Linked DNA regions of Homo sapiens: all the other regions are linked to region 3. A link is a loop called in an ENCODE intact Hi-C map of the cell type or tissue named here. Cell type or tissue: Calu3. All regions are shown on one strand. Region 1 has its middle 44 kb from the start of FGF2. Region 2 overlaps FGF2 (fibroblast growth factor 2). Region 3 overlaps FGF2 (fibroblast growth factor 2).

Region 1 (8,000 bases), 120 kb before region 3:
GCCCACCTCCATCTGAGGAATCACTATCTATGGCAGCTATAGCCTTAGGAAATGTACTTCTTAAATCATAAGAATTGAAAGTTGAAATTACTTATTGATCCATGGGCCTGCAGAATGGATGTTGTGTTAACAGACATGAATGCATAAATCTTGTATATATTCATCAGAGCTTTTGGGTGACCAGGTTCATTAAGTTAAGTAGTAATTCTTTTTTTTTTTTTTTTTTTTTTGAGTCAGAGTCTTGCTCTGTCACCCAGGCTAGAGTGCAGTGGCGTGATCTCGGCTCACTGCAAGCTCCGTCTCCCAGGTTCATGCCATTCTCCTGCCTCAGCCTCCCGAGCAGCTGGGACTACAGGCGCCCGCCACCACGCCGGCTAATTTTTTGTATTTTTAGTAGAGATGGGGTTTCACCATGTTAGCCAGGATGGTCTTGATCTTCTGACCTTGTGATCCGCCCGCCTCAGGCTCCCAAAGTGCTGGGATTACAGGCTTGAGCCACCGCGCCTGGCCTTAAGCAGTAATTTTTTAAATGAATCTTATTTTCTGAGCAATAGTTTCAAAAGTGGACTTAAAATATTCAGTAAACTATGCTGTAAATAGATGTGCTTCATCCAAGCTTTATTGCTCCAATGAGAGAGCACAAGCAGAGTAAATTTAGCATAATTCTTAGGGCCCTAGGATTTTCAGAATAGTAAATGAGCTTTGGCTTTCACTTAAATTCACCAGCTGCATTAATCCCTAACAAGAGAGTCAGCCTGTCCTTTGAAGCTTCGAAGTCAGGTATTGACTTCTCCTCTTTAGCTATGAAAATCCTGGATGGCATCTTCTTCCAAGAGAAGGCTGTTTTATCTAAATAAACATCTTTTCTTTAGTGTAGCCACCTTCATCAATTATCTTAGCTAGATCTGGATAACTTGCTGCAGCTTCTATATCAGCACTTGCTGCCTCACCTTGCACGTTTATTGTATACAGGCTGCTTGTTTTGTTAAACCTCATGAGCCAAGCTCTGCTAGCTTCCAATTATTTTTCTGCGGCTTCCTCACCTCATTCAGCCTTCATAGCAGTGAAGAGAGTTAGGGTGTTGCTCTTGGTTAGGCTTGGCCTAAGGGAATGTTTGATCTCTCCAGGCTACTCAAACTTTCTCTACATCAGCAACAAGGCTGTTTTGCTTTCTTATCATTCTTGTGTTCACTGGAGTAGCACCTTTCATTTCCTTCAAGAATTCTTTTTTTTTTTGCATTCACAGCTTGGCTAACTGCTTATCACAAGAGGCCTAGCTTTTGGGCTATCTTGGCTTTTGACATGCCTCTCTCTTTAGGCTGAATTATATCTAGCTTTTTATTTAAAATGAGAGACATGAAACTCTTCCTTTCACTTAAGCACTGAGAGGCCATTCGAGGGTTACTAATTGGCCTAACTTCAATATTGTTGTGTCTCAAGGGATAGAGAGGCCCAAGGAAAGTAAAGATATGGGGGAATGATTGGTTGGTAGAGCCATCGGAACACACACATCTATCAATTAAGTTCACCATCTTATATGGACATGGTTCATGGTGTCCCCAAAACAGTTACGATAATAACATCAAAGATCATCGATCACAGATCACCATAACAGAAATAATAATAATAAAAAACTTTAAAATATTATGAGAATTACCAAAATGTGACACAGAGACATGAAGTGAGCTCATGCTGTTGGGCAAATGGCACCAATAGACTTCCTCACTGCAGGGTTGCTACAGATCTTCAACTTGTAAAAAACACAATACCTGTAAATTACAATAATGCAGAGCACAATAAAACTAGGTATGCCTGTATTCAGCTTCTCTTTCCTTATAAGTTCAATTCTCTGTTCTGTTTTTCTGGGATTTTTTGAAAATAAACATGTAAGAAAATCACAAAGAATAAACTGTCATCATTTTCCATCCTTCTAATTTCAAACAGGTGCTGGCTGCTCCCTCTTCACAGTGTTTCTGATATGCGGAGCCAGAGGGGTTTTCTGATTTAAAATAGTAGTGACAATCCTGAAACTTCTGTGTTTTGGTCTTTTTTTCTCAAAACCACAAATTAATATTTTGTACCTTCCCTAATAATTACTATGTAATAGTATCTTGTTATGATTAAGACAATAATATCTACACAGAAAGAACAAAAAAAAAAAACTGGTATTCAGATCCATTATCAGGAAAAAAAAAAGGAGAAAAATGTATTTTCCTTCTCATCTATAGCAAATATGGCAAGAAGTTTCTTAACACACTTAGAAGAAAAAGAAAAGTGAAGTTAAAAAAGAGAAAAAGAAGGACACTGTCCAAGCTCAGAAGATTCTTGACTTCGATGAAGTTGTAATATAAACAGTTTAGGGGAACATGGGATTTAAAAGCAATTTTAAGTGTTGGAAAGCAAACAGCATTTCCATGAGACTATCATTGGACCATTTACCAATGTCAGTTCCCGCTTTTAGAGCTAATCATGAGCCTTCCATTACAAGTTCCTAGCCAAGCTGATCTAGTCCAGCTTAAGGTTTGTAGTACATCCTTTCCCAAGTCAACAAAACAAAACAGAACAACAACAAATACTGTCACTAAATGAACATTTCATTAGATATCCCTTTCCCAGCTAGATTTTTTCTTGCCCTGTTACAAAATTAAACAAGTTATTTCTTCTGGGTTCCATGTTTGAAACTCTCCGGTAGATAGGGTTGTTGTAAAGATCAAAAAGACACTGTATATGCAAGCACTTTTAAACATACGAAGAATCATACAAATATATGACAAATAGTATTACCAAAGCCACATTGTAATATGCGGATTTTTTCCTTTTGTTTTCATTTTTCTCTTTTATTCCATTACTATTTTCTTAATAACCAAAACTGCTATGTCGGAATTATAAACTGCTATGTTGAAGTTCAGTTAGGTTGAAAACGAACATTTTTGGTTTTGGCTTTCAGTAAAACTAACAAAAGTACTCAACATTGCAAATTTTTACCCTCAATCGAGGCTGATGTGCTAAAAAAGATCAGAAAACAGAATCTAAAGATGCCATTTTCTAAAAAGTAGTTTTTCTCCTCAGTTTTAATGATTATGAGTTTCTTTTGTTGTTCTTGTTGCTGTCATTAAAACTGCCATGGAAGTAAAATTCCATAAAATGGCATGCATTCCATAGAAATCTCAATTTATACTTCAGGGCAATTTGAGTTGTTACAAATACCATTTTACTGGAAAGAAATCAGTGGCCATGATAAATTATTTATTTTCTTAGTGTTTGCAAACAAAAACCTCTTTTGAGAAACAGGGTATGTATAAAAGAAGGTAAAGAAAACAAGAACAAATTGTCAGATGCCTACAGACACAGGGAGTATGGTCTGTGGTTTGTGTCTCATTCCTAGGGGGTTCCGCTTAGAAGAGGTACTACAGCAAGCACACAGTTTGTGTATTAAACATGTAAAAATGAAAAGCCAAAGTCTGGGCCAGGCGTGGTGGCTCACACCTGTAATCCCAGCACTTTGGGAGGCTGAGACAGGCAGCTCACCTGAGGTTGGGAGTTTGAGACCAGCCTGACCAACATGAAGAAACCCTGTCTCTACTAAAAATACAAAAATTAGCCAGGCATGGTGGCACATGCCTGTAATCCCAGCTACTTGGGAGGCTGAGGCAGGAGAATCGCTTGAACCCAGGAGGCAGAGGTTGCGGTGAGCAGAGATCGTGCCATTGCACTCCAGCCCGGCCAACAAGAGCGAAACTCTGTCTCAAAATACACACATACATACATACATACATACATACATACATACAAAAATACAAAAATTAGCCAGGCGTGGTGGCGGGCGCCTGTAATCCCAGCTACTCAGGAGGCTGAGGCAGGAGAACCATTTGAACCCGGGAAGCAGAGGTTGCAGTGAGCCGAGATCACGCCATTGCACTCCAGCCTGGGTGACAGGGTGAGACTCCGTTTCAAAAAGGAAAGGGAAAGGGAAAGGGAAAGGAAAGGAGAAAAGAAAAGGGCAGAAAATATGTAACACACCTTAGAAAAATTTGTAACTCAAAGGACTAAAATGTTTATCAAAGCACTGTGCTAGAGCTTGCTGGCCAGTTTACACTCTGTATTGGTCAGTTCTTCTGTATAGAGGTTTCATAAAAAGTCAAATGCGCATTCCTCACTGTTGCCATTGCCAAAATTCCTAAAATTCCTGTCCACACTAATAGGAGCTATTGTCATCCTAATGACTCTAGCTCCACCAGGGATCCAGAGCCAAGGATGCCAAACTAGTGACACAGAGGCAGCTAGTGCTGCCCGTGCTTTCCCCTCAGTACCCAGGGCCCTCGCCTTGCTGTGTGCCTGCCAGGTCTTGCTGCTATCATCTCCTTTTCACCCCATTGAAACTTCCTCCTCAGGCCAGCCTCTGTGGTTTAGGCAGTGTAAAATTCTGATAATTTCTTTGGAGTTAATAAGCTAATGAGAAAAGTAAAATGAGCCTTCCTCTATCCTAGCAAACGGGCCCAACTTCACAGCAACCTTCTGGAGCTATGTGACAGTGCTGTTAATTGAATCTGTCTCATGCAAAAAAGAAACAGCAATTATGCAGTTCACTGTGAATAGAGCCCCGTGCTAAGCTTTGCTGGGGGCATTTAAAATTGTGTGAGACATTGGAGCGATCTTCACAAGCTTCAGTCTGGAGAAGAAGATAAACATGAGCACTGCTACCTACAATTAAAGTAAACATGTTACCAAACCAATCTGGCCACTGTGCAAGCCTGACCATGCAAAAAAGCCCTGTGCACTTCATCCTGGACCTCTCTGAGAACCATGAAGGCTGTGAGAACTCTGTGAATGGGACCTCCCTTCAGCAACTGAAGCCAGTGTGATGATCAGCTAAAAAGAAGAGTTTAAAATCTTTTTAGAGCCAACCAGAGATATGAACTCAGAATCTGGCTTCACTTGGTGAATTTCCTCCTTCCTCCTCCACACCTAGCCCTTTAAATTCCTGCTCCTAGAAATCAGCTGAAGTAATTTCTTAAATGCCATGTTAAATTAAGTTTAGCCTAAAGGTGCCTCCTTTCATATTTTAAATTCACCCTAAAGGTTTCTCTGCAAGTGATGAACTGTAACCTAACTGGATGTGTAAAGAGACTGCAACCTATTCTTGTACCATTACCAAGTTTCTGCAAATCAAAGGCAGCCAACTGTTCAAACCGATTTTAAGTAAGGCAAATGCCAAGATGTAACCAATCCAGTTGTTTTTCTGTAGGTCACATTTTTTCTGTCTGTAAATACTCTCCAATCACATGGCAACACTGGAGTCTCTCTGAACATATTCTGATGTGGGGGGCTGCCAAATTCACAAATTGTTCTTTGTTGAATTAAACTCTGTTAAATTTGATTTGTCTACATTTTTTTTCTTTTTGTTTAAAGTTTTCTCTTTTAACAGATGTCATCAAAAGTGGGACCCCTGCTAGAACTGATAAATGAATTTATTAAAGTTTCAGGATACAAAATCAATGTATACAAATCAGTAGCATTGCTATACACCAATAGCAGTCAAGCTGAGAAATCAAGAACTCAACCTCAGCCAGGTGCAGTGGCTCACGCCTGTAATTGCAGCACTTTGGGAGGCCGAGGCGGTGGAACACTTGAGGTTAGGAGTTCGAGACCAGCCTGGCCAACATGGTGAAACCCCATCTCTACTAAAAATACAAAAAATTACCTGGGCATTGTGGTGGGCAACTGTAATCCCAGCTACTTGGGAGGCTGAGTCACGAGCATCACTTGAACCCAGGAGGCGGAGGTTGCAGTGAGCCGAGATCACGCCATTGCACTCCAGCCTAGGCAACAAGAGTGAAACTCATCTTAAAACAACAACAACAACAAACTAAAAAAAGAACTCAACCTTTTACAATAGCTGAAAAAAACAAAACAAAACAAAACCACAAAAAAAACACCAAGGAAGGTGAAAGGAAGTGAAAGACCTATACAAGGAAAACTACAAAGCACTACTGAAAGAACTCATAGACCACACAAACAAATGGAAACACATCCCATGCTCATGGGTAAGTAGAATCAATATTGTGACGATGACCATACTGCCAAATGCAATCTACAAATTGCAGTCTCCATCAAAATACCACCATCATTCTTCACAGAACAAGAAAAAGCAATCTTAAAATACACATGGAACCAAAGAAGTGTCCGCATAGCTACAGCAAGACTAGGCAAAAAGAACAAATCTGGAGGCATCACATTCCCCAATTTCAAGCTATATTATAAGGCTATAGTCACCAAAACAGCATGGTCCTAGTATAAAAATAGGCACATAGACCCATGGAACAGAATAGAGAACCCAGAAATAAAGCCAAATATTTAAGCCAACTGATCTTCAACAAAGCAAACAGAAACATAAAGTGGGGAAGTTCACCCTATTCAACAAATGGTGTTGGAATAATTGGCAAGCCACAGGTAGAAGAATGAAACTGGAATCCTCATCTCTCACCTTATACAAAAATCAACTCAAGATGGATCAAAGACTTAAGTTTAAGACCTGAAACCACAGAAATTCTAGAAGAAAACATCAGAAAAACCCTTCTAGACATTGGCTTAGGCGAAGACTTCATGACCAAGAACCCAAAAGCAAATGCAACAACAATAAAGATAAACAGATAGGGCTTAATTAAACTAAAAAGCTCCTGCACAACAAAATAAATAATGATCAGAGTAAATAGACAACCTACAGAGTGAGAGAAAAATCTTCACAAACTGCATCAACAAAGGAATAATATCCAGAACCTACAAGAAACTCAAGCAAATCAGCAAGAAAAAAAAAATAACCCCATCAAAACATGTGCTAAGGACATGAATAGACAATTCTCAAAAGAAGATATGCAAATGGCCAACAAACATATAAAAATATGCTCAACATCACTAATGATCAGGGAAATGTAAATCAAAACCACAATGCAATATCACCTTACTCCTGCAAGAAACGCCATAGTAAAAATGAAATTTAAAAAAAAAGGAGATTGGCATGTTAGATATGAGTTCTAAATTTCTTCTCAAAGAATCAATATGTCAGTATGTTCAATTCTTTGCCTTCTACTTTTAAACTTAACTTCCTTATAAAGGGACTTTTTTCAATTACTTGCTCCACCCTGACTCATTTCAATCACCTGCTCCACCCTGACTCATTTCAATCACCTGCTCCACCCTGACTCATTCCAATTACCTGCTCCACTCTGACTCATTCCAATTACCTGCTACCTGCTTCCCCTTACTCATTCTCCACCCCTCATAACCATTTTCTCCCATCAAACCACCACCCTGTTACTGTCTTTAAATTAGCCAATCGGAATTAGTTTAGCCTGTGCGGTCTAACCCTAGCCAATAGGGGAATGACACAGCATCAGGGGCCACGTGCGTCAGGAATAAGAACCCCTTTCCCTCCCTCGTCCACATGTGCGCTCACCATTGCTCCATCTGTTAAGGCCGCATCCTTCTATAGAAGTAAGTTGCCTTGCTGAGAATTAAAAAGAAAATTTTATATTCGGGTGCTATTTCTTTTGCGGCACCAAAACTTTACTTATAACAGTGTGGATATGGTGAAAAGGGAACACTTTTACACTGCTGGTGGGAATATAAACTAGTACAACCACTATGGAAAACAATGTGAAGATTCCTTAAAGAACGAAAAGTAGAACCACCATTTGATCCAGCAATCCCACTCCTGGGTATCTACCCAGTGGAAAAGAAGTCATTATATGAAAAAGATATTTTCACATGCATGTTTATAGCAGCACAATTCATAATTGCAAAAATATGGAGCTAGTCAAAATGCCCATCAATCAATGAGTGGATAAAGAAAATGTGGTATATATATATACCATGGAATACTACTCAACCATAAAAAGGAACTAAATAATGGCATTTGCAGTGACCTGGATAGAGTTGGAGACCATTATTCTAAGTGAAGTAACTCAGGAATGGAAAACCAAACATCTTATTTTCTCACTTAT
Region 2 (8,000 bases), 65 kb before region 3:
ATTTTAACATTTAGTATGGATTAAATTGTGAGTGCAATTTCTTCCCCAAAAGCTGGCCAGAAGGACTGGAGTTTGGGGAGGGATGCTTTGAAGACTGTGATATAAATGATGGGGTCCTGGAGAGGTGCAGGGGAAGAGGAGGCAGAGTGGGAAGCTGTGAGGTAGGAAAGAGAGGAAAATTTTCTAAAAGAAGAGGTAGGAGAAGATGACACAACACAAATGTTTCCAATTTTTCAGTGTTGCTGAAGGTCAACTGTGCTTCACACCTGGGCATTCTCCTGAATTTGCACTCAAAAGGGCCCATTTTCTGGCGTTTTTCTCATAGTCCTGGAATAATCTTCATTTGACATGAGAGTCTTGATAAAAACAAGATGTTAAAAGTGGTTAGAGAGTTTCTCCTTCTCCAGCATGTGCGCTGCACTCCTGCCTTTCTTTTGGCATCCTTAACTTTTGGCAGGCCTCTTTCAATGCGGTGGGAATGGATAATATTAAGTATGTACTCTAAAGTAGCAAGCTGTGTAAAAACATTCAGAAGAGAGAACACTTTATCCCAAGCAGCACGTACAACATGTGGTAGAGTATAGTAAGTGAAATGTATGCTGCTTATGTACACTTAGTATTCAATTTATTCCAGGTGCTCTTATTTACAAAAAAAAAAAAAAAAAAAAAAAATGAGAGTAGTTAGAAGTACTGTATCTACCCTTGGGCTTCTCCCAGGAGGTGACTGCCTGTGTGCCACACTTCTTTGCTTGCAGGCTCCAGAGGACGCTGAGACTTGGAAAGGCAGACCTGCCCACCCCAGTGTGGAGCAGGGGTGGCTTGTAGGTGGGCCTGACCCCTGGGCTCTTTGCTACTGCATGTGTTCCATGCAACCCCAAGCATAAAAACATGGACTTGTGAAATCAAAGGGAGGCTTCAGACCTTCTGGTTTACCCATCTCTTTTTACAGAAGAGGATACTGAAGCTCAGAAAAGTCACCAATTACTCAAGTTCACTTGTGGGTTTCCTCTTTTTTTATCCTGAATGAGCTTCTTACCACCTGGTCCCTTGCCTTCTCTTCCTGCCATCCCTCAGCCTCAGTGCGCTCTTCATTCCACCATAGAGTGTGCCCTGCTGGACCCCACTTTGGTTAGGCTTCCTCCATTTCAGGGTAGTGAGCTGCTAGCCCCTTTGAAGAGTTCTTACTAGTTTACGGGTGCCTCAGGTTGATTTCCTGGGGTTTTGGATAAAGCCACCTTTCCATCTCTTCACTACTGCCTTTGGGGTAAATAGAACCATTGATTTAATAATACACGTACTAGATTCTCTCCCCCCACCTCTCTTTGGTAATATCTGGCAAGTGGATAGCAATAATTTTACTTAATGAACGTGATATTTACTGTAATAAATATTGGGTGCAGTAAACAAATGAAGTCAGAATCTAATAGCTCATTTAATCTTGGAAATCATGTAATCAGTACAGCAATGAAAGGACAATTCATGAGTCATAGATATTACCACACCTTAGGAGCCTTTTAAGATGAGTTTGATGCCAAGTGACTTCAGCCTAGAAAAGGCAATATCCCCTCATGACATGCCCTGAGGGGTTTCATTTGTTTATAAAATGACCGTTATGTAATTAGACTTTGACAATGGTGTAACAATTGGGTTTTAAGTATTCTCATTTTGATTTATGATGCCATTTTATGTGGAAGGACATAATTTTAAAGTTTAATTAGAAAATAAAATGTTACAGATGTAATGAACAAAACAAGAACGGTTCTTTAAATATCATAAGCATAAAATTGACTTTCTTCATCTATACACTGATTCTGAGAACTCATCATCAGTGATGTTGAAAAGACAATTTAAGGTCTCACATTATTGGAACTACTATTTTAAAACCACGAGATGCCTGTACAAGCTGGTAATTACACATGTGCTGTAGTCTTTGCTTGTTTTTCCAATTCTAGTGTTTGTTGATTTTCCAGATACCCTACTTGGGCCCCTATGTCCCGTAGCACACGTCTGTAAGAAGGCTGGCATGGGATAAAAGTCTATGACCATGAAACGGAGCAAGGCAAATCTGTATCTTTGGGGCACATATCTTTTTCTTTTTTTCTTTTTGAGACACAGTCTTACCCTGTCACCTAGGCTGGAGTGCAGTGGCACAATCTCAGCTCACTACAACCTCTCCTTCCTGGGTTCAAGCAATTCTTCTGCTTCAGCTGTGATTACAAGCACCTGCCACCGCACCCAGCTAATTTTTGCATTTTTAGTAGAGACGGGATTTCACCATGAATTTTCCTGGCTGGTCTCGAACTCCAGACCTCAGGTTATCTGTCCACCTCAGCCTCCCAAAGTGCTGTGATTACAGGCGTGAGCCACCGTGCCCAGCCTGGGGCACAAATCTTAACCTCATCAGGATATTCTGTCCAAACAAATGTATTTTGTTCTGTTTTATTTTTGAGTTTGTCCTTTTCTGTGCTCTGAAATTAGGATCTGGTCTAGTACTTAATTTGTATATTGTCAGTGCTCAATAAATAGTTAATGCTTGATTGTTTGCATAATAATTTGGAATAATGATTATCAGTGTAGAGTTTTAGCTGGATCATTAGAAAATGCACTTATGGCACTGTGATTTTAAGTGTTTCCTTGTTGTATCCACTGTTCAGTTAGCTCCTGCTTTCTCTTTTCTCCCTTTAATAATGACCGCCAACAAGGCCTTTTAAGCTAGGTTATGTATAGCCACAGGAATTTAGGAGAGGAGGAAAAGAAAAGTGGCAACTTCCAGGGGAACTCACCCTTTGAGCCATAGACTGTGGTTCTTAGAAGCCAGACCAGTCTCATTCTAAACACCTTCAGAATATTTTTAGTTTGAAGAAATTGGAAGGGCCTGGAGGCAACAGACAGCCAATATTCAGTGTTTATGTCTCATCCAGCTGTCTTCTGTCACTCTTCCTGCACAAGGTGACTTTTGACTTGACCGGTGTATCTTTGATACTTACTCATTTACAGAAATGTATAATGGATGTGTGTGTGTGTGTGTGTGTGTATGTGTGTATTTGTATTTTTATAGAGCTATTGACTTCTGCAATTTAACCTCTAAGATGAATTATCCAATAGAATTCTGAAATGAAAAGTTCACAGATTTTCAAGGTATTTTGGAGATTTAAAAATTGAAGAGAAGCTATGTGAATATTAAGTGTATGTTCCAGATATAATTGAACAATTGAAAGGAATGATCCTGGTTTAATTTATAATTAAGCTATACATTAATTTATAATGAAAACTTGTAATTAAATGATAACTCAAATTAGCCAAGAAAAAAGTATTTTTTAAAAGAAATTTGTACAGAGTAGTAATGATCTGGCTGCATTCTGTGAACAGATTATTCTCTGTTCATAATTTAGGCACCTTAAGATGCTGGCACCTTAAGGTAGGAACCATGACTTCTTTATATAAATAAACATCATAAAAAGCTCAGTACTTTTTACTCAGAGAGTGCTCACTAAATGTCAGCTGATGAGGAAAACATTCTCTGTGGAACTTGCTGTGAAATAACTACTCATGAGGCATATGCTGTATAAAGCTTGGTCAAAGTTTACAGTTTTCTTGGTGTCTTGACATCTGTGTTTAGATACTTGGTCAATCTTTAAATGAAGATAATTATATATAGCAAAGTTATATTTGGGAAACATTTCGGAATTTTGGAGACTGGCTATTAGTTTTTCTTAGAATAATCTAGAGAAAGATGAATCATTTTTCAGGAAAAATTGTTTAGAACTTTTATTGGGAATTCTGATTTCCTTAAAAGTATTTAAGATTTTTATCATGTACTATTGTTGTAGGAAAATCCTGGTTCTTGTCACACGCCCAGGAAAGATTAGGCTCACAGACACTTTGGAGGGTGAGGGGTTATGGAATTTATTGGTCAGAAAGAAAAAAGGAAAAACAACACAGCAAAGCAATAGGGGTTCATATTAACAGGCCCCCATCTCACAGATTGATTCCCAAGTTACCACCCCGAACAGGAGAGACCAGTCTCCTCCCTGCAAAGGGCGTGAACTTCTGTGGCTCCACCCCATTCTCCCAGTGTGCAGGCCATTTGGAGGTTCTCCAGGGACCCCTTTATACTTGGCTGTCCTGTCTCACTATGCAATATAAAACTTTCTCAGGTATGCTGTGCATTGTTTTTCATTCTTATTTTCTTTTGTGAATAATATCCTGGAATCAGTACGTTCTTCTACATCATCTCCTTTTCTTTTTTTGAACTCTTTTAAATTCTAGATTCTGCCCTCAGTATTCCACTTAAATCATTCTTATGAGAGCACCAGTAGTCTTCTAATTTAATCATGTGGCCTTTTCCAATTTTTCATGCTACTCTGACATGTGGCAGTATTGTCTGCCTCTGACTTCTTGATAATTCCTTGGCTTCTATTACATCACATCAACCTGGTTCTCCTTTTGAAACTGCCTTTGCAAAAGTTATATCTGAGAAAATTATGACACTGCCAGAGATATGACCTAGCCCACTCCCCTCCTCTTGCCTTTAGCTTTCAAGCTGCCTTAATCATTTCTGGGCTTAGGCCCAGATAACTTTGGGAGATAGTTTAAAGGATAATAAGCCTTCCCCAAAACTCAACTGCCTTTATAAAGCTAATGAAAGGCCCTCAGGCTTCAGGGGAGGACAGGAATCTGAGTTGTGCTAAGGTGTAGACGTATTAATAGATTGCCACTAGTGCACCAATAGTGGTGCAGATAACACCACTATTGTAGATTGGCCTTTTGAGATATCTTTTCAGGTTTTTTGCATGTCTGACACCCATGGCTCCAGCTGGACCTGCTAAACCACTCCTGTGGCCCCACCCAGGAATGGTTCCACTCAAGAGGACAACTTTGACCCCCTATTATTTCATCTTCAGCCCAATGAATTATCAGTAAGCACCCATTGCATAGCAATCCTCACCCTTTCCCCCAAACTGCTGTTGAAAAACTCCTATCCCATGAGCTGTGGATGAGATTGGTTTGAGTACTAACTCTATCTCCCATGTGGCTTTGCCGGCCTTGTGTTTATTAAACTCTTTCTTTACTGCAATGCTGTGGTCTTTCCTTGTGCAGCAGGCTGGAAGAACTCCTCAGGCGGTTATACTTTTGCCCATCCAACTGTCTTTTTTTCCACTTTCTTCTGTTTTTTTTTTGCATTTGTATTCCCCCAAGGTTCTGTTTTTAGCCTTCTACTCTTCTTTCTGTGTACTTGTATTCCTTCAGAAGATCATGTATTGTCTCTGTCTCTGTCTTGATTCCCCATCTCAATTTCCCACTGCTTGGAGGGCAGACACACTGCCATAGCTTCAACTTAACATACATAAAACAGAACTTAACACCATTTTCTCAAACTAGCACCCTTTCCTCCTGAATTTCTGCTTGTAGTGAATTATTATTCTTGTCTCCAAAGCTAGACACCATGGAATTGTCTTTGATGCCTTTCTCTACTTCTTTCGTATATATCTCTCTAAAATGTTTCCCAGCCATAGTGATTTCCTTGCCCTGCCTCTTGATTTAATGACCTCTACTCTCCTGCAATTTTAAGCACTAACCAGACCTACCTGGCTTTCCTTCTTAAACATGACCTACCTTATTTCTTACTGTTTACCATCCATACCTTCCTGAAGCTGTAGCACTCTGTGCTTTAATTATAGTCTCTTTAATGTGTCATAACGATTACTGTCACAATGATTGGCCTTTCTTCATGTGACTCTTGTTTTTGAAAAATCCTTCTTTTTCTTATCAATTTCTCTCTCACAACTCCTCCCATCCTCACCTTTCTCTGGAAAAATCCTTTAAGATCCAGCCCAACAGACTTCTTTGTGAAACTTTCCTCTACCTTCCCAGGGAGAATTAATGGTTTTTACTGTTTTCCCATATACTTGGTACATAGTCTGAACACAGAACTTCATGCTTTCTGTAATAGTTAGTGGTTTATGTGTCTGGCTTCTGCACTGGGACTGTGAACTCTTTGTAGGCAAGCACTGGATCCCATTTGCTGCATCTATCCTCACACACAGTGGCCACTCAAAGAATGTTTGTTAAATTGAAGATGTACTCAATAAATTAGCCAAGTCTCTTAACTTCCTTTCTGACCTTCCCTTCACGTCTCCTGTCTTCCTTGTCATCTTAGCCTTTAACCAGGCAGTTTTCCTTAAGCTGAAATGTCCTGTCTGTCCTCGTACCTTATCCCATTTCCAGTCATGCTTTGGGCCTTATTTCTTTCACATCATCCTGTATCCATCTTTCCTTTTCTGTGTGCTATCTAAAAATTCTCTCTAATAGCTTGTTGTATTTTAATTTTATGTCCCCCAGTTTTACTGGAAATTCCTAGCTGGCAAGAAATTTTTATTTTTAAAAAATCCAGACCACATTACCCAGTAGTTCTTTACTCTTTCCTATTCTGAGGGTCTGAGGCTGAATTTACTCATCCCAGGGTCCTTTTGGCTTCATTGCTGAATGAGTGACCAGTCTGAGTCCCATGAAAAGGTTCACTCTATATTTGTTGAATGGGCAACAACTTCAAATAAGTATAAATACTATAGTATGAGGCATATAAAATGGTAAATTGAATGCAACAGCACTGTAGTTCTTTTCTGCAAACACCTTTAACATTATTCAAGGGAAGCAATAAAGGCAAAGCGTAGTCATTTGTTGGATCACTTTTTATTTTGGAAACTTTTCAGCTGTTAAGTAACATATTAATATTTCTAGCCAACATTAATGCTCAGTTCTAGAACTGGTTATAGTACTCTAATTAAGGAACGCAGACCTGGGAATTCATACCTGATTCAGACACTTCAATCCTTACGTCAGTGTGTCTCTCTCTTACTCAGGTCTAAAACCAGTGAATCATTGTAAAAGTTAGTATTGGGGACTGTCTGGTACCATTGTTAATATTTTGGGCTGTGATGAAATGGCATGGATAGTTTCATCTGAAAATTTATTCAGATTTATGACCCAGTATTCATCACAACAATCTGAAAAACTCTTAAGAGGATAGAAATTGTATGACAAAGTGAGTCACAGTCTTTGTGATGTGATGTCTGCAAGGGTGGGTGGGAGAAATTACTGAATGACCAGTCTCATTCTACTCCTTTCTAAGCTGAATCATTTTGTAAATAGAAAACAATTCATAAGTTTTTAGGTGGCCTTACATCAATAGGAAATGGAAGAGATTAAAACGGTCAAATAATGCTTCCATTTAAAAAATTACTTTTGGAAACATATCACTTGATAAACACTTTGCTTTTGAATTAGAAATGCAAATAATCTTTCTACTGCCTGCTATATATCTTTTAATCCAATACTTGCTGCATGTCTTCATGTATTCTTACTTTTTCTATTAATTATGTTACTTTTCTTGCCTAGATTTTTTTTTTATTCTACCAAGTGTCATTTGACCTTTCGTCTTATAGCTATTTCTAGTGTTGGCTCATTTGGAGATGGGGTGTGTGTGTTTGTGTGTTGGGGAGAGGTGTCATTTACTCACTGGCTGGATGACTACTTGAATTGGATGGGGACTCAAGAGAAAAAGGTCCCTTTGATTTTGGAAATTCTGATTCTGGGATGGTATCATCTTGCATTTTGCATTGTGGGTCCTCTTCTGTTAACTTTTCATCTAAGCTTTTCTCCGAGTCATATTTTACCTTTAAATGTAAGACTTATTAACATTATTTCCTTATCTTCTTTGGGGTAAGGCATTTATTTAAAAAAAGCTAAGTGAAAAGAGAAATATTCTATTTTGAATGTGTTTCTAAGTGTTAGTTCTCCTTACATATTTATATATATCTACATTACTCTGAACTCAGTAATGGGAGTATAATTGAAGTGAGATTGGGAAGATAATTTTGTTAACTGTTTTAATTGAGTGTACTAATGTATAAAGACATAGACAGAAGGTGTTGGATTGAAAAATAACGAATTACAGAGACACCCTCAGCTGTTAAAGGATGAGAAAAGTGAGACATAGA
Region 3 (8,000 bases):
TCCATTTTTATTCTTTATGTTTGAAAATAAATTATGGGGATCCTATTTAGCTCTTAGTACCACTAATCAAAAGTTCGGCATGTAGCTCATGATCTATGCTGTTTCTATGTCGTGGAAGCACTGGATGGGGGTAGTGAGCAAATCTGCCCTGCTCAGCAGTCACCATAGCAGCTGACTGAAAATCAGCACTGCCTGAGTAGTTTTGATCAGTTTAACTTGAATCACTAACTGACTGAAAATTGAATGGGCAAATAAGTGCTTTTGTCTCCAGAGTATGCGGGAGACCCTTCCACCTCAAGATGGATATTTCTTCCCCAAGGATTTCAAGATGAATTGAAATTTTTAATCAAGATAGTGTGCTTTATTCTGTTGTATTTTTTATTATTTTAATATACTGTAAGCCAAACTGAAATAACATTTGCTGTTTTATAGGTTTGAAGAACATAGGAAAAACTAAGAGGTTTTGTTTTTATTTTTGCTGATGAAGAGATATGTTTAAATATGTTGTATTGTTTTGTTTAGTTACAGGACAATAATGAAATGGAGTTTATATTTGTTATTTCTATTTTGTTATATTTAATAATAGAATTAGATTGAAATAAAATATAATGGGAAATAATCTGCAGAATGTGGGTTTTCCTGGTGTTTCCCTCTGACTCTAGTGCACTGATGATCTCTGATAAGGCTCAGCTGCTTTATAGTTCTCTGGCTAATGCAGCAGATACTCTTCCTGCCAGTGGTAATACGATTTTTTAAGAAGGCAGTTTGTCAATTTTAATCTTGTGGATACCTTTATACTCTTAGGGTATTATTTTATACAAAAGCCTTGAGGATTGCATTCTATTTTCTATATGACCCTCTTGATATTTAAAAAACACTATGGATAACAATTCTTCATTTACCTAGTATTATGAAAGAATGAAGGAGTTCAAACAAATGTGTTTCCCAGTTAACTAGGGTTTACTGTTTGAGCCAATATAAATGTTTAACTGTTTGTGATGGCAGTATTCCTAAAGTACATTGCATGTTTTCCTAAATACAGAGTTTAAATAATTTCAGTAATTCTTAGATGATTCAGCTTCATCATTAAGAATATCTTTTGTTTTATGTTGAGTTAGAAATGCCTTCATATAGACATAGTCTTTCAGACCTCTACTGTCAGTTTTCATTTCTAGCTGCTTTCAGGGTTTTATGAATTTTCAGGCAAAGCTTTAATTTACACTAAGCTTAGGAAGTATGGCTAATGCCAACGGCAGTTTTTTTCTTCTTAATTCCACATGACTGAGGCATATATGATCTCTGGGTAGGTGAGTTGTTGTGACAACCACAAGCACTTTTTTTTTTTTTAAAGAAAAAAAGGTAGTGAATTTTTAATCATCTGGACTTTAAGAAGGATTCTGGAGTATACTTAGGCCTGAAATTATATATATTTGGCTTGGAAATGTGTTTTTCTTCAATTACATCTACAAGTAAGTACAGCTGAAATTCAGAGGACCCATAAGAGTTCACATGAAAAAAATCAATTTATTTGAAAAGGCAAGATGCAGGAGAGAGGAAGCCTTGCAAACCTGCAGACTGCTTTTTGCCCAATATAGATTGGGTAAGGCTGCAAAACATAAGCTTAATTAGCTCACATGCTCTGCTCTCACGTGGCACCAGTGGATAGTGTGAGAGAATTAGGCTGTAGAACAAATGGCCTTCTCTTTCAGCATTCACACCACTACAAAATCATCTTTTATATCAACAGAAGAATAAGCATAAACTAAGCAAAAGGTCAATAAGTACCTGAAACCAAGATTGGCTAGAGATATATCTTAATGCAATCCATTTTCTGATGGATTGTTACGAGTTGGCTATATAATGTATGTATGGTATTTTGATTTGTGTAAAAGTTTTAAAAATCAAGCTTTAAGTACATGGACATTTTTAAATAAAATATTTAAAGACAATTTAGAAAATTGCCTTAATATCATTGTTGGCTAAATAGAATAGGGGACATGCATATTAAGGAAAAGGTCATGGAGAAATAATATTGGTATCAAACAAATACATTGATTTGTCATGATACACATTGAATTTGATCCAATAGTTTAAGGAATAGGTAGGAAAATTTGGTTTCTATTTTTCGATTTCCTGTAAATCAGTGACATAAATAATTCTTAGCTTATTTTATATTTCCTTGTCTTAAATACTGAGCTCAGTAAGTTGTGTTAGGGGATTATTTCTCAGTTGAGACTTTCTTATATGACATTTTACTATGTTTTGACTACCTGACTATTAAAAATAAATAGTAGATACAATTTTCATAAAGTGAAGAATTATATAATCACTGCTTTATAACTGACTTTATTATATTTATTTCAAAGTTCATTTAAAGGCTACTATTCATCCTCTGTGATGGAATGGTCAGGAATTTGTTTTCTCATAGTTTAATTCCAACAACAATATTAGTCGTATCCAAAATAACCTTTAATGCTAAACTTTACTGATGTATATCCAAAGCTTCTCATTTTCAGACAGATTAATCCAGAAGCAGTCATAAACAGAAGAATAGGTGGTATGTTCCTAATGATATTATTTCTACTAATGGAATAAACTGTAATATTAGAAATTATGCTGCTAATTATATCAGCTCTGAGGTAATTTCTGAAATGTTCAGACTCAGTCGGAACAAATTGGAAAATTTAAATTTTTATTCTTAGCTATAAAGCAAGAAAGTAAACACATTAATTTCCTCAACATTTTTAAGCCAATTAAAAATATAAAAGATACACACCAATATCTTCTTCAGGCTCTGACAGGCCTCCTGGAAACTTCCACATATTTTTCAACTGCAGTATAAAGTCAGAAAATAAAGTTAACATAACTTTCACTAACACACACATATGTAGATTTCACAAAATCCACCTATAATTGGTCAAAGTGGTTGAGAATATATTTTTTAGTAATTGCATGCAAAATTTTTCTAGCTTCCATCCTTTCTCCCTCGTTTCTTCTTTTTTTGGGGGAGCTGGTAACTGATGAAATCTTTTCCCACCTTTTCTCTTCAGGAAATATAAGTGGTTTTGTTTGGTTAACGTGATACATTCTGTATGAATGAAACATTGGAGGGAAACATCTACTGAATTTCTGTAATTTAAAATATTTTGCTGCTAGTTAACTATGAACAGATAGAAGAATCTTACAGATGCTGCTATAAATAAGTAGAAAATATAAATTTCATCACTAAAATATGCTATTTTAAAATCTATTTCCTATATTGTATTTCTAATCAGATGTATTACTCTTATTATTTCTATTGTATGTGTTAATGATTTTATGTAAAAATGTAATTGCTTTTCATGAGTAGTATGAATAAAATTGATTAGTTTGTGTTTTCTTGTCTCCCATTTCTTTGTGTCTTCTTGTCTATGAATTCTTTTTTCTTTTTTTTTGTTGGGGAGGGGCAGGTGGAAAGATCTGATCTTGGAATAGGGATAAATATAGAAAAATGGATTAAAAACAATTATGAGATGACATGGACAATATTCTTATGGCTGACATGATTACTTTTCTTCCTGTTAGAGTTCTATCTATCCATCACGTGATAAAAGAAAAGAATGAGAAATTATAACATACTCATAAGGGAGCTGTACCTTTGGCTAGTACCCTATATTCTTCATTCATAAAATAAGTTATGGTCCTTTTACTGGTTTGCTTTGTGACACACTCATTTCCTGGATGAATGCTTCTTAAAAGAATGTGTCATTTCTCAACTATGCTAGGTTGGAGACCAGTGGCATGGTTCCCAGAGTTTCCATAGACTGTTGATTATGTGGGTACAGAATTCAGGCTTTCAGTGTCTGGGCTAGGCTTGACATTAATTTATAAAGGATATTATGCTTTACTTTATTAATGTAGAAATATATCTGTAAATATACCTCTATATCAATGCACTGTCTTCTAGATTCCATTTGGAAATATTCCCAGAAGGTTTATTTCTCCAGAAACTATGCAGTCTTTGTCTTGACAAGATGTTGAACTTTACCACCATAAATTCCATTTACTTTTTGAGACAGGGTCTCATTCTGCTGGCCAGCCTGGAGTGCAGTGGCACCATCAGAGCTCACTGCAGTCTTGACCTGCCTGGGCTCAGGTGATCCTCCCACCTCAGCCTCCTGAATAGTTGGGACTACAGGTGTGCACCACCACACCTAATTTTTTTTTTTTTTTTAGAGATGAGATTTCACCGTGTTGCCCAGGCTGGTCTTGAACTCCTGAGGTTCAGGCTATCCTCCCACCTGGGCTTCCCAAAGTGCTGGGGTTACAGGTGTGAGCTACCATAACCAGCCTGCAAGTTCTGTTTCTAACAAAAGAAAAGTTATAATGGAGCAGACCAATGTTTCCTAAAAACAATAAAAGTCAACTTTAAAAATCTTTGACCATAAATGATTAGAGATTGTTAATTAAATCTGGAGATGAACTTATTAGAAGGGGGAAAATGCTAGACATAAGGATTGAAAACAGCTCACACAAATTTGATTTTGACTATTTCATAAACCTTTTATATGGAAATATTAGGTATATGTTTATGCTGGTAAGTATTTTGTGACATTTTATGGCACCACTTAGGTTTTTAAAATGCTTACTTCTCCCCTAAAAAAGTTTGAGCCTGAGTATAGTCTTAAGCAGTAGACAGTCCTAAGCTATGTGGTTTGTGAAAAATCTAGTTAATGTCCTAGATATGATCAGTAGTGAGATGAGCATGTCTTCCCACTTTTTTTTCTTTATATCAAACAATTCCCATTAGCTGTGTTTGGCAATATAACAACAACATTAAAATACTAATGCTGGGCACAGTGCCTCACATCTGTAATCCCAGCACTTTGGGAGACTGAGATGGGAAGATCACTTGAGCCTTGGAGTTCAAGGCTGCAGTGAGTTATTGTGCCACCGCACTCCAGCCTGGGCAACAGAGTGAGACCCCAGACGCTATGCCAGGTCTGACCCACAGTCTCTGACTGAATGACGGATGAAAAAATGCACTCAGGCACAGATCACAGATATCCAATGAAAGAGCAGGCTGGGGACTGGGCCACTCATAGAAAGAGTTGCAGTAGCCACGGCCCTGACAAGCCAGTGCTGCGGGCATTTACTCAGTACAGATTTAATGACAAAGGCCTTGAGTCAACACAGTTGTGGGTAATTAACATGGTCATGCACCCCCGCCACCCCCCCCCCGGCCCCCACCACCACTGCCCCAGAGAGATTAGTCCTGTGCGCCAACGGTTAACTTACCTAGATCAGGTTCTTTACATCCCCATGTTACCTAAACTAAGCTTTCAGGCACCAGGTAAGAGAATCTGGCTGCCTTCATCCAAATCCTTTTCCGAAGCTTTTGTAAACCTTCCAGCCTTCCAAGAAGGTTTGCATCTTTCTACAATTTTTGCCACCACCCTGACCAATCTCCTACACTATGCTAAATATTTGTATAAGAATTATGCACATTTAAACTTCCTTTTTTTCCTTCGGAAATCCTTTTCCGAAGCTTTTGTAAACCTTCCAGCCTTCCAAGAAGGTTTGCATCTTTCTACAATTTTTCCCACCACCCTGACCAATCTCCTATGCTATGCTAAATATTTGTATAAGAATTATGCACATTTAAACTTCACAATACTCCCATGAGAGGCTATAATTTGTTCCCACTTTAGAGGTGATGAAACACTTGACTGGGGTCACACATCTAGTATGTGATAAACTCAGTGTTAAAATCCAGGCAGGCTGGTTCTAACCATCTTTTAAGAAATTGTAAAAGTCGATTTGATATTTTCTCACTAATCCTTAGTGACTGTCCACTGCTTTTTCATATACCTTTTAATCTCTTCCTGGGACCTAATTGGAACATTCTATGTAAATCCAATTAGATTCTGTGTCTTAGACTTACACTTTTCCAGGGCTCACGAATGTGGACTACAGTTTAGTGCCAAATGTCTTTGTATCTATCTGTTGCTTGTGATTTCCCCATCTAGAATGTTCTGATTGGCATGGAATTTATTTCTTAGCTAGTGATCTTTTATTATTCTTTCTTTCCAGTATATTGTTTTATGGCAAAAAAATTACTGAGGATTGGTTTTGAAAATGTAGCCTATGAGATTATGTTTTCATCTTTGTTCTCCCTTCCTATAAAAGAAGATGATATCTCTATGCCTCAAGTGTAAAATTCCATGATCCTTTTTTTTCCTAATCTCAAAAAAGGAACTTTCCACTCTCTTGTGAAACAAGTATTCTAAAATGCTCTTGTGCTTAGCTGCTTTGTTGGGTGCTACTCAACATTCACATATATGACCCCTCCCTGCTTTGAGTTGGTGAGGTCTAGTTCCTTTAAGCATATCTGATTTTCACATACTACAAAAGGTATAGTAACCTTTTAACTTATAAAAATATGTGATTTTAACCATATTAAAGCATATCTGATTTTCACATACTACAAAAGGTATAGTATCCTTTTAACTTATAAAAATATGTGATTTTAAACCATATTTAGATTAGTTCCATCATATTTTGGAATGGTGAATGGTATGACAATTTTCCTATACATTTGCCAATTACAAGTCTGATGTTCTTTGTGTGTGTGTAGCAGTAAATGGAAAACAGAAGACAGTGTGGATGATGTAAGGGTGGTCTCATTTATCACTCTGCAATCCTTCCTTCCCCACTGTTAGAAATTGCTAGCCCAAGAAATAATCATTTTGGCTACTAAGAAAGGGTAAATTTTCTGATGCATTTTTTAGAGATATTAACAGAATGTAAGATACTTTCTCTGTTAAAGCATGTTCAAGTTTAAAACCACTATTTCTTTGAAAACTTATCCTGAAGATAAACTCGTTTATTTGAGGGTTTCTAGAATGGGTGAAAGGAATGATTCATTTTCTGATTCTTTTTCTGTTTTCCCCGTTCCACAGACATCTGCTTTCCTAAGCAGAGGATTCATTTTAAGACCTTCCCTAGGCATGGCTACTGAAATCCTAACCAGAAGTTTGTATAAACACAACCCTTAAAAGACTACTAATTTCTTTCAGCCATATCTCCAGAACTCAGAGCAAGGGCACAGACCTGCTAGCCTTTTCCCTTTGGTTCTCATATATATGTGACCCTCTTGTTCTGTCTTTACTCCAACTTGGTCAGATGCCAGAAATTTGGTTATCTTTTATTTTTCATTGTTCTAGTCTTTAATAATCCTATCGCCTTTTATAATTCAGACCTACTGTATTTAGATAAATCTCATTAGATACAATATTATCACTGTTACCAATGAGACAGAAGCTACCACAGAGTGTCTCATAAGTTTGTTCATTCATTCAATAGAAATTTATTGCTTGTTAGGTGTTGGGCATACAGAAGTTAATGTATATGGCAAGCATAAAGAAGTTAATGTATATTGGGCATACCGAACATAATGTACATGGCAAACCCAGTCATTCTTTTTATCTTGGCACCATGTGTTTTTCTTAATAACACTTATCTCCACCTTACATAACATTTATTCATTTTATTATTTGTATCTTACACATTTGAATGTAAGCTCCATATGTAGAAACTTTGCTTAACTCCATATGTGGAAACTATACATCTGTTCACTGATGTATACCTAGTGCTTAGTGCACCATGTATTTTTCTTAATAACACATCTCCACCTTATATAATATTCATTCGTTTTATTATTTGTATCTTATGCATTTGAATGTAAGCTCCCTATGCAGAAACTTTACTTTGTTCACTGATGTGTACCTAGTGCTTAGAACAGTGTATACAGCAGAGTATGTATAAGAACTCAGTAATATTCAGTGAATGAATTAATGGGTCCCTACCCTTAACTCTTGAACACCCAGTTTATGGGTTTAAGTCACTGTTAGGTCCTTTATTACCTAAAATATTGGGGTAGGGATGAAGGACTGGAATATGTGTGTAGGGAAAGAGAAAGGACATGTGAATGTCAATTTAGATATGTGTTTGAATTTGTG

The links. Peaks named below come from ENCODE experiments on the same cell type or tissue, not always from the same donor. Only the 100,000 strongest peaks of a DNase experiment are listed, where the experiment ranks them.
Region 1: it touches region 3 in a loop (2.0-fold over the local background); 2 of 110 quality-filtered maps call a loop at or near these places.
Region 2: it touches region 3 in a loop (2.1-fold over the local background); 15 of 110 quality-filtered maps call a loop at or near these places.

What each region holds. Positions count from the first base shown.
Region 1 is chr4:122,779,272-122,787,271 of GRCh38, forward strand. No RefSeq gene overlaps it. Among named protein-coding and RNA genes, the nearest start is that of FGF2, 44 kb to the right of the region's middle. RefSeq lists enhancers at 5,045-6,040, 6,813-8,000, 7,126-7,185, 7,283-8,000. In Calu3, no CTCF peak of the experiment used is centred here; DNase peaks (open chromatin) are centred at 4,300 and 7,220.
Region 2 is chr4:122,830,169-122,838,168 of GRCh38, forward strand. The region is part of intron 1 of FGF2 (fibroblast growth factor 2); the gene reads left to right. Among named protein-coding and RNA genes, the nearest start is that of FGF2, 7.3 kb to the left of the region's middle. In Calu3, no CTCF peak of the experiment used is centred here; no DNase peak of the experiment used is centred here.
Region 3 is chr4:122,894,848-122,902,847 of GRCh38, forward strand. It overlaps FGF2 (fibroblast growth factor 2), which reads left to right. Exons shown (of 3, transcript NM_001361665.2): 3 at 1-3,389. It overlaps NUDT6 (nudix hydrolase 6), which reads right to left. Exons shown (of 5, transcript NM_007083.5): 4 at 2,777-2,831. Among named protein-coding and RNA genes, the nearest start is that of NUDT6, 24 kb to the right of the region's middle. In Calu3, no CTCF peak of the experiment used is centred here; a DNase peak (open chromatin) is centred at 3,784.